Linked DNA regions of Homo sapiens: region 2 is linked to region 1. A link is an interaction called in ENCODE POLR2A ChIA-PET data of the cell type or tissue named here. Cell type or tissue: MCF 10A. All regions are shown on one strand.

What was found. ChIA-PET counts read pairs that join two places held together with the same protein. Peaks named below come from ENCODE experiments on the same cell type or tissue, not always from the same donor. Only the 100,000 strongest peaks of a DNase experiment are listed, where the experiment ranks them.
Region 2: POLR2A ChIA-PET joins it to region 1 with 5 read pairs; 2 of 35 experiments call an interaction of 5 or more read pairs at or near these places.

What each region holds. Positions count from the first base shown.
Region 1 is chr1:165,381,883-165,384,382 of GRCh38, reverse strand. No RefSeq gene overlaps it. Among named protein-coding and RNA genes, the nearest start is that of LMX1A, 26 kb to the right of the region's middle. In MCF 10A, no CTCF peak of the experiment used is centred here; a DNase peak (open chromatin) is centred at 1,092.
Region 2 is chr1:165,745,611-165,748,110 of GRCh38, reverse strand. All of the region lies in intron 5 of TMCO1 (transmembrane and coiled-coil domains 1), which reads left to right. Among named protein-coding and RNA genes, the nearest start is that of TMCO1, 22 kb to the left of the region's middle. In MCF 10A, no CTCF peak of the experiment used is centred here; no DNase peak of the experiment used is centred here.

The DNA of each region.
Region 1 (2,500 bases):
ACAAAAAAATTAGAGCTAGAATTGGCAGAGGAGGGTAGTTAGCTGGGTAGAGGCTGTGAGGTAGCTAATTCACAGCACGATTCCATGAGATTCCTAGGAATTGGAATGCACTTGCCAACCAAGGCAGCCACACACCTTGCCCTCTGCTGTGGGGCCTGGCACTAGGTCCAGGCAAGTACCCAGCAGCCTGGCTGCAGTATACCAGCTGAGAGGCCACCCTGAGTTCTGCCAAGAGGCTGTGGGGAAGCTGGAGGTCTTCCTGCTGATTCCCTGGCATTGCTGCAGTTTCTTCTTCAACCAAGCCCACAGCTAATGCTGCCAGTGTCAGGATGCCAGAATTTAAAGGGCAGAGAAGTCCTGGGGCGGGGGTCTATCAAGAGGAAAATCTGAAGAAGCTTTGCAGTAAGCCAGCTAGTTCTGTGTAGGCCAGGAAAGCATTTCCTGGTGGATGGGATTTGAGAGGGAGCAGTGTCCAAGGACCTGCTTTGGGATGAAACTGCTCTGGTCTAGAAAGGCTGTCTTCCGTGCAAGTTTAGATGCTGTCTCAGGGAAGCCTTTTGCTTACTAATCTTCCCAGCCCCTCGACACTTTGTCTTACTTTCCTCACAATGGCATAGCTTGGGAAGTGGATTTGAAGCCCCATGGAATCCCACAGTCCCTCTGGAATTTCTGACTTTGAGTGGCCACTGGAGTTCTGGCACAGGCCTCAGACAAGTTTTCCCAGAGGTCTGGGTGGACTCCAGGGATAGCTAAAACACCTTTGGCAGAAACAGATGGGTCGTGAGGGTGGATCCCAGGCACTGAAACAACAGAAAGGGCATCCTAGAATGGTCTAGCGCCGTGACGCCCAAATCTGCCTGTGCTTCAGTGTCCTTTTAAAAGTTGTTTAAAACTACAGAGGCCTGTGTGCTGCCCCTGATCTGCTGAATCAGAATCTCTGAGGCTGGGTGGTGATTTGTCTTTTTAAAGCTCCCCAGGTGATGCTAATGTGCAGGCAGGGTTGGAATCCAAAATGCTTATTCCACAGCTGGGAGGTTGGCCCAGAAAGGTGAGTCACCAAGGCTGGCCGAGCCAGGCCTGGAACCCAAGTCTTCCAGGACCCAGTCCAACCTCACATTCCCCCTGCTGACTGTCAGGCTTCCCTGGACACGGACTGCACTGCCCAGCCCCAGGCTCTCTCACGCCCTCCCGACCTCATGCAGATGCGCATGCTCTGCCCTTCCACGTGTTCATAGTGTGCCTGCTTTCTAACTTGCTTCTTAGGGTCAAAATAAGTGTTTGCTTATTTCTCCAATTCCTTCATTGAATCATAAGGTCAGCGAGGCTGTAGACCACAACAAATCAAACTCCAATAAGCCATAGTTGCAGAACAAGGGCTGTGGGCCCCACAGGATCCAGAGAAACATAAAAGTTGAATCTTCTTCAGAGTAGAAGACAACATAGTATAGTGGGAAGGGAATTGACTTTGGAATCCGTTAAATCAGCTTTGGAATCAGTTTTTGAATCTGAGCTTCAGTTTCCTCATCTGTGCAATGAAACTCACAGGGTTGCAGTGGTCATCACATGAGTTAATGTATGGGAAAAGAACCTGATTTATTATAGGGAGGCTACAGTCAGGATAGGCTGAGCTTCCACTATAACAAACAACCCCAAAATCCCAGTGCATAAAACAAAGCTCACTTCAGGTTGAAGGGGGAGTTCGAAGGGAGGACTCGTTGGTGGTAGACGCTCAGAGGCCCAAACTGCAGAATCTCCACTGTCACCTCAATATCAGGCTTCAGGTTCACAGTGACAGGAAAAGAGAGCATGGAGACTCGTGCTGGCTCTAAAATATTCTCCACCAGAATTGACAAACGTCCTTCCACTCACATTTCACTGGCCAAAGCAAGTCACAAGGATACATCTTACATTGAGGGATATGTGCTCAGAAGGAGAGGAGAGTCAGAAATCTTCGTGAACACTAGTCATGCCCACATTTTATGTAAGGACTTATTACTGTCCTGGTGGCACAGAGATATTACCACACCAAGACTAGATCCTCATCTTTCACAGCTCGCGGCTACCAATGGACAGTTAGCGGTTGTATGAATTCCTCTCCCTTCTGAGTCATTTGCCTTTTTTATAGTCAAATGCTGAAAAGAAACATTTCAGCACACATAAATGAGCAAAGAGAATGAAATTCCATGGTCAAACCTTCCAGTTCGAGGACTGTCCTTTCTTTCAGGGCTCATAACTTCTGTCATATTTCTAAATGGCTTATGCTTGTCAACAATAGTACTTCCTCTGTAAACAATGGAATTTGAAGTATGACATACAAAAGATATATCACTCTTCAATACAAGCTTTTGACTTGGGTGCAGAAGTGGGGTGTGTTGTCAGTGTACATCCTGGGTCCCTGAGCAGTCATTTGCAAAGAGCTCTTCTCTCAGATGACTTCCTCTGGAAACACCTCCATCATTCATACTGGAAGAGCCCTGGCTTTTGGGGGTGCCCCAGCTCT
Region 2 (2,500 bases), 360 kb before region 1:
CTGGGCTCACCGTAACCTCCACCTCCCGGGTTCAAGCGATTCTCCTGCCTCAGCTTCCTGAGTAGCTGAGATTACAGGGACTCGCCCCCACACCAAGCTAATTTTTGTATTTTTAGTAGACATGGGGTTTCACCATGTTGGCAAGGCTGGTCTTGAATTCCTGACCTCAGGTGATCTGCCTGCCTCGGCCTCCCAGAGTGCTGGTATTACAGGTGTGAGCCACCACGCCCTGCCTTCCCTTTTACTTTTAACAGTCTTCTAAGATAAGAATTCTAATCTTTATTTTACAGATGAGGACGTGAGACTCTAAGTCACTTAACTTGCTCAAGGTCTCCAAGCTAGTAAATGTTGAGCTGGGGTTTAACCCTGTCTCTCAGACTCTAAAGTCCACACTTATCACCATGCAACCCTGACTATTGATTTTAGTCAGACTCCTTACCCTGGCTCTCATGACATTCCATGCTTTGGCCCCAGCCTGTTTTTCAAACTATTTTCTTATCATTGCCTACTACGTACTCTGTTTTAACTGTATTGTTCACTGTTCCTGGGGCACTTATTCTTTCAAATGAATTTTAGAATCAATCAAGTGTCAGCTTCCTCTAAAATAATCCCTTCTGAGTTTTGTCTGAAATTTTATTAAATTTGTACATTAATTTTGAGGTATTAAATACCTTTATAATTTTTAGTATTCCCATCCAGAAACATGGTATTTCTGCCAAGTCTATTTTATATACTTTCTGTAGTTTCTTTCCAAATAAGTATAAGTAATATTTCATATTTTCTAGTTTGCTACTACTGTCTATAAGTAGCTTATCAATTTTTTTTTTTTTTTTTTTTTTTTTTGAGACAGAGCCTCACACTGTTCTCTGTTGCCCAGGCTAGAGTGCAGTGGCACGATCTTGGCTCATTGCAGCCTCTACCTCCCGGGTTCAAGTGATTCTCCTGCCTCATCCTCCCGAGTAGGTGGGATTACAGGCAGGCATCACTACGCCTGGCTTATTTTTGTATTTTTAGTAGAGATGGGGTTTCACCATGTTGGCCAGGCTAGTCTTGAGCTCCTGACCTCAAGTGATCCACCTGCCTCAGCCTCCCAAAATGCTGGGATTACAGGCGTGAGCCACCATGCCCAGCAGGTTATCAATTTTTGTGATTTTATTTTCTAATTGGACATCTTCCTGAACTCTCCTAGCTTTTAATTTGATTCTCTAGTTTTCTAGATAGATAATCATATGATCAGACAAATAATATTGTCATCTTTTCCAAATTCTCTTTTCCCTCCATCCCTTCCTTTCTCTCCATCACTGTTCTCTAGTTCTATTGTGCAATGAATTAGAACAACCAGAAGAGGGTTAAATACTCAAAGGTAAAATACCAACGATACTGCAGTAAAGATGGGAACAAGATGAAGAGAATGCCCATATCACTGCTATGATATTTATGAAATTTTTAAAGAATGGAGGTTTTCAAAGCTATATGCAAGCATATGTGATATGTTATCCTTAATAGAGTTAATAATATAATAAGCACTTATCAAATATTTGGTGATTAAGTTATTAGACCTTGGACCAGTATTGAAATGCCAGATTATTTTTGCAGTTCATCAATATAAAATACTAGATGCTGTGTGTGTGTGTGTGTGTGTGTGTGTGTGTGTGTGATATAGGTCTTCCAAGCTATAGAAGTCAAAGAAGTCAAGTAGAGTATCTTCAAGGAGGAAAATTATATGAAAGCTTCATTATAATCAGGTTTCTTATAAAAGGATATGTTGGCAGGAAAGAAGGCTATTTTTTTTTTTTTTTTTTGAGATGGAGTCTAGCTCTGTCGCCCAGGCTGGAGTGCAGTGGCACAATCTCGGCTCACTACGACCTCCGCCTCCTGCATTCAAGCAATTCTTCTGCCTCAGCCTCCCAAGTAGCTGGGACTACAGGCATGCACCACCATGCCTGGCTAATTTTCTTATCATTGCCTACTACCTACTCTGTTTTGTATTGTTAGTACAGAGGGGGTTCCACCATATTGGCCAGGCTGGTCTCAAACTCCTGACCTCGTGATCCACCCGCCTCAGCCTCCCAAAGTGCTGGGATTACAGGCGTGAGCCACCGCTCCTGGCCTTCTTTTTTTGTTTTTATGTATATTATTTTCAGCAACTTTCTTATTCAGAACACTGGCAAACAATAGCTTTTTATTTGCTTGTTTTGTTTTCCCAAACTAGTGGAGGTTCGCATAATATATTTTACCAATATTAGTGCTGTATTCATGTTTTTGTTCTGGTCTTTGTACCCTGTACATTTAAAAAAAATATTGTGTCTTAGATTGTCAGCACCTAGAAGTTAAAGGCTGTACATCTATTTTTATAAACTGGCATATGAAATTAAAAGTCTAATACATGTTTTGATTATATTGGACAAAAGTTATTCAGTCTTTAACATAATTTCTCCAAGTTTAACTTTGATCATCTGTTTTTGAGACCAGATCTTGCTCTGTCACCCAGGCTGGAGTG